Linked DNA regions of Homo sapiens: region 2 is linked to region 1. The links are chromatin contacts, found by Hi-C or POLR2A ChIA-PET in ENCODE. All regions are on one chromosome and are shown on one strand. The core of a region is the stretch at or near the end of the contact, and the rest is flanking DNA. Distances in the headings are between cores, read along the strand shown. Region 1 overlaps MADD (MAP kinase activating death domain). Region 2 holds the start of RAPSN (receptor associated protein of the synapse).

What was found. Hi-C counts contacts between places; a loop is a spot of excess contacts on that map. ChIA-PET counts read pairs that join two places held with the same protein, here RNA polymerase II (POLR2A). Pooled maps may share reads with other maps.
Region 2: a map of CD4-positive, alpha-beta memory T cell shows a loop between it and region 1 (2.1-fold over the local background). The contact joins the promoter of RAPSN here to the enhancer-like site in region 1. A Hi-C loop is called at or near these places in 2 of 168 maps with a recorded cell type or tissue (CD4-positive, alpha-beta memory T cell and naive thymus-derived CD4-positive, alpha-beta T cell) and 6 of 50 pooled maps. POLR2A ChIA-PET finds 5 or more read pairs at or near these places in 3 of 52 experiments (activated CD8-positive, alpha-beta T cell, activated naive CD4-positive, alpha-beta T cell and common myeloid progenitor, CD34-positive).

Annotation. Positions count from the first base shown.
Region 1 is chr11:47,326,626-47,332,051 of GRCh38, reverse strand. It overlaps MADD (MAP kinase activating death domain), which reads right to left. Exons shown (of 37, transcript NM_001376571.1): 35 at 5,245-5,314; 36 at 3,348-3,394; 37 at 2,021-3,006. The coding sequence ends at 2,902. It overlaps MYBPC3 (myosin binding protein C3), which reads left to right. Exons shown (of 35, transcript NM_000256.3): 34 at 171-207; 35 at 336-646. The coding sequence ends at 181. Among named protein-coding and RNA genes, the nearest start is that of MYBPC3, 23 kb to the left of the region's middle. Within about 2 kb of position 1,275, at least 8 of the 41 ENCODE cell types and tissues checked have a DNase peak (open chromatin) inside an H3K27ac peak, as active enhancers do.
Region 2 is chr11:47,447,886-47,453,311 of GRCh38, reverse strand. RAPSN (receptor associated protein of the synapse) reads left to right here and starts at 4,176. Exons shown (of 8, transcript NM_005055.5): 1 at 4,176-4,539; 2 at 5,162-5,426. The coding sequence starts at 4,348.

The DNA of each region.
Region 1 (5,426 bases), core at 26-2,525:
GGGCCTGGGAGATGGGAAGAGCGGGCGGCAGTGGGGACCCTGGGCTTTGCTCCGTTGTCCTCGGCCAAGCACCTGCCCTGGCTGCAAGGGCACGGACCCTGCCACGCCCAGATGGGCAATAGCTTCCAGAAGGCTGGGAGGACACAGTGACATGGCCTCCTCTTCTGCAGTGCCTCAGTGACCAGGCTGGCTCCTGGGGATGGCCAGGTATGTACCACCCGACACCCAGGGCACAAGTCAGTGGCTGAGCCCTGGCCCTTGGTCCTGGGGCAGCCATCAGTAAATGGGAGGCTGTAGGGGCCCTCCATTCACTCGTAAGATAACCTGTGTTGCAGGTACAACCGGATGCCAGCCCCGTGCCAGGAGCCTGGAGGGAAGTTGGGGAAACCCCTCCCTACTGTTGGATGTATGTGTGACAAGTGTGTCTCCTGTGCTGCGATGGGGGATCAGCAGGGCAGTTGTCGGGCAGTCCTGAGTGGGTGTTGCACAGACTGGTCCACAGGGCTCCTGAAGGAAGCCCCTGGATCTTTGGGGTAAAAGGAGGGTGGCCTCAAGAAACAATGTCTGGGGACAGGCCTTTCTGGCCTGCTATGTCTTCCCAATGTTTATTGGGCAATAAAAGATAAGTGCAGTCACAGAGAACTCACTCTTCTCAATTTCGGTGTGCCTGTTTTCATAAAAATGCACAGGGGATGGCCAGGTGCGGTGGCTCATGCCTGTTATCCCAGCACTTTGGGAGGCGGAGGCGGGCCGATCACCTGAGGTCAGGAGATCAAGACCAGCCTGGCCAACATGGTGAAACCCCGTCTCTACTAAAAATACAAAAATTAGCTGGGCAAGGTGGCGCGCCTATAATCCCAGCTATTTGGAAGGCTGAGGCAGGAGAATCACCTGAACCCAGGAGGTAGAGTTTGAGGTGGGCCGAGATCATGCCACTGCACTTCAGCCTGGGTGATGGAGTGAGACCATGTCTCAAAAAAAAAAAAAGAAAAAAGCCCAGGGACATTGATCTTCACAGCAAAGTGAGAGCAGATACTGTTTTTTGTTTTGTTTTCCCGATGATTAAACCAGGCCCAGAGTGGTTTCTGAGTTCATAAAACATTAACGCTAGAAGGAACCTGTCTTCCCCTACAGCATTCACTCTTCAGATGATGAAACTGAGCTGTGACAGCGGAAAGTGCATTTAACTGGTCCCAGGTGCTCAGCGTGATCCTTGTGCCAGGGGCCGTGGTCACAACCGCCTGGAGGTGGGGTGAGGCAGAATCTCAGTGTTGTGATTGTGCTGGGGTGGAGCTGCACTAGGTGGCTTTGGAGTCCCAGCCAGCAATAAGCCAGCAGCGGGTTCAGACCCATATCCCCGGTGGGAGACAGCAACCCAATCCAGTCCAGGACGCTGGGCACCAGAAAGGTGTCAGGGCCAGGGCCCCACTCTGCTCTCACTTCCCCCATGGGGAGCCTAAATCCGAGCATCTGTTTCCTTTTGGGCGCGGGAAGCCAGCAGGTCTCAAATTCCCTGAGAGTGCAGCCAGGTTTTTCCAGGACAGAATTCCATGAAGGCAGCTCCTAGGGGAGCTTCTGGGAGTTCTATGCAGTGGAAGACACTCCTGGCCAGGAGTCCGGGGCCCTGTGGGAGGCCCTGGCTGAATCACCACACCTCTCTCGACCATACCCACCTGTAAGGGAACGGAGAGGGCCAGGGCCTTGGCTTTCTTTCACTTAATCTCAGTTCAGGTGAGGACGCCCAGTCTGGCTGCTCCCTCTAGCAGCCTGTTCATTCATGGCAGCCCAGCTCTCTGCAGGGCCCTCAGGTGCCCAGGAAGGAAAGCTCCTCCCGCAGCCTTGCTCTAGGAGCCCAGAACAGGGGAGCTGGGGCCTCCGTGTGCCAAAGCTTGGACATGGATGACCTCATCTCCTTCCTTCCTTCCAGCCTGAGGTGACTTTTTAGAGTCCAGGGATAGCTTTCCTCAGGCCTGAGCCAAGAGGAGGTGTCATTTAACACAAGGCAGCCAGGGAGCCTGAAGGGAGTTGAGGACATTTATTTCACATTCACACAACTGTACATTTTCTATAAATAATGTGGGGCTGAAATATTTACAGTCATTTCTTGCCCATACCCAGGCTGTCTCTCCCTCCTGACACCCCGTGCCTGGAGAGACAGCCTGCAGACAGATGTGCAAACCCAGCTTGGTCTTTCCTGCCCCCTCCCTGATGCTCAGGCAGAGCAGCCAGCGGTCCCTGGGACTCCACTAGCCTCGACCACTCCATCCTCTGATGCCGAAGGCATGGCAGGCCACAGGGAATTCGCCGCTCCACTGCAGTCACAGAGGCTGTGGCAGGCAGCAGCCAACACTGCGGGCCCTGGGCAGTAGCTGCCGGCTTGGGAATGCAGAAGGAAGCAGGGAGGCTGCCACTCACTCCGGCTGCCCCCCAATTCTTCCCTTCCTCTCTGTGCCCTTCCTCTGAGAGGGTGAGCCCCAGGGTTCCCTCACTCCTCACAGAGTGAAACTGCTCCAGGCGCCCAGTCATGCCGGGTCACAGAGAAGGGAGAGCCAGACTCTTGCAGTGGACAGTTATAACGCCAGGGACAAGGACAAGGAACCACAACACAAATGTCTCAAGGACACAAAATAGTGGGTTCACACCGGCCCCACAGACTGTACACATTCTTGAGCCCTGAGGGGAAGGCAGTTTGGTCTTCTGGGAGTGGAGAGGGAGAAGGTGGACACGCTCAAGACACACTCAGAGGGACACATAACCGGTAACCAACCAAGCCACAGCAGGGGGCTTGCAGAGGACACACGAGCATCATCCACTCCTCAGTCACAGCAGCATCGTGCACTTGGGAACAGCAAGGGGCCAGGGGCGTGCCCTGGGCTGGGGCAGCTGCGTAGCCCCTCTCCATCAGCTAGAGACAGGCCGGGGCGGGGTTCTGAGATCTTCCTCACTGCTATGAACTGCAGCCACGTACGAGAAGAGACATAATACGGAGTAGCAGATTTCGTGGGCCTAGAGGAGAGAAAACCAGGCGGATCACGATACTGAGACTCCTCCATCTCCATATGTGAAGGATCTGCCAATGGGCAACTCCTGCCCTAACACTGGGCATGGGCCTCTGGGCTAAACGTGAGCTCCAAGCAAGGAAGCTGTCCCCATGGGAGAGGGGATCCGTGTGTGTGTGTCTGTCTCTCAGGGCTCAAGACCTGTTTCAGCCTGAGTTGAACCTTTGGCAACAAAACGAGGTCCCCACTCACCCCTGTGCGCTCAGAGGGCCCTCCCCTCCTCCTGTCCGAAGGTCCCCCAGGGAGCCCTGCGCACCGTGGCCCATCAGGGTTGAGCGGCACACTCACCATTGGTGTCTTGTACTTGTGGCTCACCACTTCTTTAATTTCAGGAACTAAAACCGGACGGGCAAGAGACAAAACAGAAAGTTCAACACTAAGAGCAATCGTGCCATGCTCCCCCAGGCGGCAGCGCCCGGCGTCAGGGTCCCCTTCCCCTCTGTGGCCTCTCACAGTGGCTGCAGCAGCTTAGGCTATGACAGGGCAGAGGCCACCAGAGGCTCTGTCCAGACTCTGCCAGCTGGGAGGACATGGCCCTAGCCTCCTCAGCTAGGCCTCTGTCATCCGCAGTGGCGTTTACTTGATGGCCGTGATTCTACCCACTTCTTTGAAAGCCCTGGATGGGAGGGACGGGCCTTTCACCAGCCTGGTCACAGCTACTGTCCAGGGCCCCTGAGGAGCTGCAGTGGGGAATTCCCAGGTTTTGGCTGGGAGGAGAGAGCTCTCTCTAGCTTGTGTCCAACTTTGCTGAGACACCCGTGAACTCGTCACCAGCCTGAAAATTGGGTCATGTTAAACACAGTTCCCGTTATTCCCAGCCCCCTACACAGAGGGTCTTGAGGCTGGATGAAGAGGTAACATGATATAAACCCACAGGATGTGGCAGTGTCCTTCCCTGAGTGGCAGGAGAAGCCCAGACCTGCCTGTGTGAGGGAGAGCGTCTGAGGGCTCTGGAGCAACACACCCAGCAGAAGACAGGCGAGTACAGCACCCAGGGAGGGAGGTGACAGGGAGCATCAGGCAAAATACACACATGTCCACAGCCCAGAAGGCAAGAGTGAGAGTCCCCCCGCTCCAGCCATGCAGGGGTTCTGCTTGGCCAGAGGAAGGAGTAGGCCCCCCAGGCTCAGCCACCATCATGGCCCCTTGAGACTGGGAGCAGAGGGGCCTGGCATCTCCCTGGGGGCCAGAAAAGGCAGGAGGAGAATTGGCCGTACCTTCTTCTGACCCTGGGAGGTAGAATTTGGGGGAACCCAGGGTCAGCAGGGAATAAACTCATCAAAGGTAGAGCAAGAAGCCCCAGGCCATTCTCCCGAGTTGGAAGATTCCCCCAAGTATCTCTCTGACAGAAGAGAGAAGGGAACACACGGGGAGGAAAGTCCAGTGAGCCGGTGAGAAGGGGGAGGCAAGGTAGGAAGAAAGAGGGTAGGGGAGAAAGGAAGAGACGAGCTGGCAGTGTGAGGAGCTGGTTCGATGGGAGCTACCCACCCAGGGCAGGGCCCAAGGCAGAGACCTGGGGAGAGGCAGCACGAGCCGAGGTCACTTTACCTGCTGGAGAACGAAGGTTTTCATAGCAGCGATGAGGGGCACAAAAGAATGAAGCACAAACACAGCAGGAACTCAAAGCCCCAGGGTGAGAACCCACTACACCACTCCCTAGCGCTGGCTCCCAGCTTCCGGCTACAGCTGTCCCGCTAGACTCCTCTGTCCCTCAAGTGAGTCTGCCTGCGACGCCCGGTGCCCCTTTGTCTGGCACAGAGGCCAGGTGGAGACCAGAGCGGCGCCAGGGAGGCTGGCTAGCGCACTGGGCTGCTAGAGAGATTGCAGCAGGTGACATGGACATAGTGGAGCTTGGGGGTCGCCAGTCTGCTGTGTCCCAAACTTTCTGACCACTGGCTGGCCCAGCACGGGGAGGTGGTGCTACTTCACTGAGCTGCTTCAGGACCACCTCTAAACTCGAAACCCACCTGAGGCCCCATTTGCTCTTCTGCGATCCATTATCTATCTTTCCCTTCCACATCCCGGCTCTCATCTCAGGGGTCCCTTTTCTTCCTTGTCACTCCTGCTCCTCCTGACTTCTCTACAGAGGTTCTTCTTCTCCCTGCCCCTAGACCCTCCTCTGGAGCTCCGAGGTTTGAGTTACTGCCATGTGAGTCCAGACCTAAGAGCAAAATAGTGTAATTACCAAATTCCTCCAGGACAAAGACGCCTCGAACTGTATTGCACTTTTTAATGTGATTCAGCTCTATGAAAACCTGCAAGAGAGGGAGGGAGGCCGGGGTAAGGCCCACAGGCTCCACCCCTGCCCCACACAGCACACTCTCCCAGCTACAGCCCCACCCACACAAAGAAAGTCTATTTCCCAAA
Region 2 (5,426 bases), core at 2,927-5,426, 120 kb before region 1:
TAGAATAAGCGAGTATGGGCATATTCCCATCACTGAAGTCAGATGAGCAAAGACCTGTCTCAGGGAAAGGACAGCTTGATCCCATCAAGTTTTCAAGTTTTGAGGTCATTTGAGTTCCCCAGGAAAGAGGAAGGCTGTGGTCCCCAACTCTGTTGGGGTGTAGATGCAGGCCGCCCTTCCTCCATTCCTTCCTGCCAGAGACTCAATGTGAATAGTGTCTGGGCCTTGGAGTGGGGAGAATCTGCTGGCCCTTCACACCTTCGCTGTGGGCCCAGCTTCCCTCCCATCTGCAGCTCAGCATCAACCCAGGCCTCCCTGAGATGAGAGAAGACCCCAGCCAGCTCTCCCTCCCTTTCCCAGGCTTAGGAGCACTCCTTTGGGGAGTCCAGGTGGCCTTGCCCAGCCACCTGTCCCAGAGCCTGCTCCCACTCTGCCTCTGTTGAGCCTGGGGCATTTGCCTTCTGACCCCCAGAGCGTCCCCTCTGACCCGTTGGGCTCTCAGGAAGCAGGCCGTGTAGTTGCTCTGAATTTCCCGGTGAAGCCGTCTTTCCTCCGCTTCTTCCCCATTCACCGATATTTGACATTTATTGAGGGGCCACAGTGTGCCGGGCCTTGCTCTGGGAATACAGTCAGTAATGAAGGAGACAAAGTCCTGCCCTGGGTTAGGGCCCAGCCATATGACCTCATTTGAGTGAAGAATAAAGACATTCAGCAAACAACCTCACTAATATAAAATTATAGAGAGGCTGGGCGTGGTGGCTCACGCCTGTAATCCCAGCACTTTGGGATGCCCAGGCCAGCGGATCACTTGAGCACAGGAGTTCAAAACCAGCCTGGCCAACATGGTGAAACCCCGTCTCTACTAAAAATATAAAAATTAGCTGGGCATGGTGGCATTGCCTGTAATGCCAGCTACTTGCGAGGGTTGAGGTGGGAGGGTGGCTTGAGCCCAGGAGGTCGAGGCCTCAGTGAGCCTAGATTGTACCACTGCACTCCAGCCTGGGCGACAAAGTGAGACCCTGTCTCAAAATAAAATTATAGAGATAAGTCCTGTATCAGAATGCAGTGTAATTCAATGAGAGGATAATATGCTGATTCATCCTAATTATGACTTACGAGGCAGAGTGTGGGTGTGGTGAACAGAGAAGGAATTAGGAGGTGCAAAGGCCCTGGGGCAGACAGGTAGGCAGGTACCAGAATGTAACAGTTGCCATATTACTCACACTTCTGCTCCAAGCATATACCTAAGAGAAATGAAAACATGTCCCCATAAAACCTAGTACATGAATTTTTTATTTTTTTGAAACAGGGTCTCGCTCTGTCACCCAGGCTGGAGTGTAGTGACATGATTGCGGCTCACTGCAGTCCAAGCTTGTAGGCTCAAGCGATTCTCCTGCCTCAGCCTCGCGAGTAGCTGGGACCACAGCTGTGCACCACCACACCCAGCTAATTTTTTTTTTTTTTTGTATTTTTTGTAGATATGGGGTCTCGCTATGTTTCCCAAGCTGGTCTCCAACTCCTGGGCTCAAGTGATCTGCCTGCTTCAGCCTCCTAGTGTGCTGGGATTACAGGCGTGAGCCACCGTGCCCAGCCCAATTTGTACATGAATTTTTATAGCATCATTATTCATAGTAGCCAAAAATGAAACAACCCAAATGCCTATTAACTGCTGAATCAACAAAATGTATATCCAGACAATGAGTATTAACCAACCACAATAAGTAATGAAGTTCTGATACGGTTGAAAACATAGTTGAATCTTGAAAACATTATGCCAAGTTAAAGAAGCCAGTCACAGATGACCACATATTGTATGATTCCATTCCTGTGAAGGGTCCACAATAGACAGGTCCATAGACACCAGGTGGCTTAAATAACAGAAATTTATTTTCTCACAGTTCTGGACGCTAGAAGTCCAAGATCAAGGAATTGGCAGAGTTGGTTTCATTCTAAGGCCTTGCTCCTGGGCTTGTAGATAGCCATCTTCTCCCTGTGTCTTCACGTGCTCTTCTTCTGTGTGACTGTGTCCTTTTTAAACATTTATTGTGGGCCAGGTGCGGGGGCTCACGCCTGTAATCCCAACACTTTGGGAGGCAGAGGTGGGCAGATCATGAAGTCAGGAGTTCCAGACCAGCCTGACCAACATGGTGAAACCCCGTCTCTACTAAAAATACAAAAATTAGCCAGGTGTGGTGGTGCGCAGCTGTAATCCCAGCTACTCAGGAGGCTGAGGCAGGAGAATCACTTGAACCTGGGAGGTGAAGGTTGCAGTGAGCCAAGATGGCACCACCACACTCCAGCCTGGGTGACAGAGGGAAAGTGTCTCAAAAAAAAAAAAAAGTATTGTGGTCAGGCATGGTGGCTCACGCCTATAACCCCAATACTTCGGGAGGCTCTGAGGCAGGTGGATCAACTGAGGTCAGAAGTTCAAGACCAGCCTGACCAACATGGTGAAACCCCGTCTCTACTAAATACAAAAACTTAGCCAGGCGTGGTGGCATACACCTGTCATCCCAGCTACTTGGGAGGCTGAGGCAGGAGAATTGCTTGAACCCGGGAGGTAGAAGTCTCAGTGAGCTGAGATTGTGCCACTGCACTCCAGCCTATGCAACAAGAGCAAAACTCCGTCTCAAAAATAATTTTTAAAAATAAAAATTTATTGTTTATTTATTTTTTGAGACAAGGTCTTGCTCTGGTGCTCAGGCTGGAGTGCAGTGGCACAATCACGGCTCACTGAAACCTCCACCTCCAGGAGTTCAAGACCAGCCTGGGCAACATGGTGAAACCCATCTCTACAAAAACTAGACAGCTGTGGTCTCAGCTACCCAGGAGACTGAGGTGGGAGGGTCACTTGAGCCTAGGAGGTAGAGGTTGCAGTGAGCTGTGACTGCACCACTGCACTCCAGCCTAGGTGACAGAGTGAGACCCTGTCTCAAAAAAAAGGGGGGGGGGATACCAGTCTTAACTGGATGAGGTACAATGTGACTTCATTTTACCTTAATCACCCTTTAAAGACCCTGTCTCCAAAGACAGTCACCTTATGAGATACTGAGTGTTAGGACTTAAACATATGCGTTTGGTTGCGGGGGGACATGATTCAGTCATATCAAGGTGGGGAATGGAGTGGTGTAACTGCTGATGGGTGTGCGTCTCCTTTTTGGGGTGGTTAAAATGTTCTGGAATTAGTGGCAATTAATGTGCATCTCTGTGAATATACTAAAAACCACTGAATTGCCCAGCCAGAAAGGATAAACTTTTGCCCTGGGGCAGGAAGAAGGCTGGCATGCAGAGAGAGGAGAAAGGGGGGCTGGATGAGCTGGCCTGCTAGCGGGGGCCCCAATACTACATAAGACCTTGCCCTTCTCCACAGTATCTGGTGTTAAATCTCATTATGAGGACCCTTTCAGCCCGGGGTTGGGATTGGAAGTGAGACATTGAAACTTCAAGGGCTGGGTTCTGGCCCGGGTGGGGATTTGCCATGGAGCAAAATAGCCTCTTGCAGCACATGCGGGGTTTCCTGTGCCGGGCACTGTCCTAAGTCCTTCTCAACTCTTTCGTCATTGAGTTCTCATAGCAGTCCAGTGAGCCAGGTACCATTCCTCTCTTCAGTCCACGGTGCCAGGTCACTTGGCTAGGGTCCCACTGAGAGTTCGAAGGAAGCCAGGCTAGAGCTCAGGCCTCTCACCAGCTGGAGGTCTTTCCCAGACTCTCTAAGGTGAGAGTTGGTGAATGGTGTCAGCCTGGGCCTGGATGAGTGACCCACGGTGCTCAGTGAATTTCAGGAACAGAGCCAGGGGATGCTGCGGTCAGGGGTGTCTTGATGGGGAAGAAGCAGGGCTGGGCGCTCACCTGGCTTCCCCGGACCTGCAGGTCCAGCCTCGCTCTCCTTCCCCCGAGCACCTCTAGCCCAAGGCCTGCCCACTTGCTGGAGCTGGCCCCTTGGCAAGGCTGCTGGGAGGGCCCGTGCTGCCAGGGCGGTCAGGGTCAGTGTCAGAGGTGCCTAAGGGACGCCCAAGGGGGTGCCCAGGTGGCAAGGTGCCTGTATGCTCAGGGAAGCCACGTCCCAGCTCGCGGGTGGGTGCAGCAGAGGCCCACGTGACCTTGCTGCTGACATTCCTCAGAGGCCATGTGGCCCCAACTGGCAGCGACAGCTGCAGACGGGCTGAACCAGCTTTGTTCCCAGGGTGGCGCCTGCTCTCCATCCAGGCCCCATTCCGGCTCCCACCCGACGCTGCTTTTGTTCCCACGTTTCGGGGGGCAGCTGGCACTGTGATTCCTGCCCCATGAGTGCCTAGAGGCACGGAGCCACCAGGGATCACCCCACGTGGGACACAGGGCTTGGGGAGGATGGGGCAGGACCAGACCAAGCAGCAGATCGAGAAGGGGCTCCAGCTGTACCAGTCCAACCAGACAGAGAAGGCATTGCAGGTGTGGACAAAGGTGCTGGAGAAGAGCTCGGACCTCATGGGGCGCTTCCGCGTGCTGGGCTGCCTGGTCACAGCCCACTCGGAGATGGGCCGCTACAAGGAGATGCTGAAGGTGGGTGTACCCGGCCTGGGGGCGTTCGAGGGTCAGGCTGGGGCCGGATGTCTCCCAGGCTCCCCAGTCCCCTCTCGGCCTCCTCGGGCTCCCCTGTGTCCCACAGGCTGGCAGCCAGGGCCCGAGGCTCTGAATTTATATCTAAGGCCCTGGGTCTTAGATACTGAGTCTTGGCATCAGATTCAGGCCTGTGGCCTTGAACTGTGGTGCCCGAGTCTCTGAGACTGAGGTTCTCCAGCCTCAGGGTCGAGGGTTTGTGGGTCTCAAGCCCATTGTAGGTTTCAGCCTTCCTGTCTGGTGTTCTGTGTCTGAGCCTGGCGGGGTGTGGGCTCCAGGGTTGCGGCTGGGGGTGGGTGGGTGGTGGAGACTCCAGATCTGAGGCTTGGGATAGAAGGTGAAGGCTGCAAGCCTGAGCTTGGGAGGTGAGGCTGGGGTGTAGGGAAGGTAGCTGAGGCTGGCGGGTAGAAGCTCTGGGTCTGAAAAGAAGCTTTGGGATCTGCTGCTTTGGGTGTGAGGCTGGGGGGTGGGTGTGGGGCCTCCAGGTCTGAGCCTGCAGTGCAGGCTGGGGTCCAAGGCTCAGAGTCCAGGCTGAGCACCACCTGCCCACCGTCGCTGTGTGCAGTTCGCTGTGGTCCAGATCGACACGGCCCGGGAGCTGGAGGATGCCGACTTCCTCCTGGAGAGCTACCTGAACCTGGCACGCAGCAACGAGAAGCTGTGCGAGTTTCACAAGACCATCTCCTACTGCAAGACCTGCCTTGGGCTGCCTGGTACCAGGGCAGGTGCCCAGCTCGGAGGCCAGGTCAGCCTGAGCATGGGCAATGCCTTCCTGGGCCTCAGCGTCTTCCAGAAGGCCCTGGAGAGCTTCGAGAAGGCCCTGCGCTATG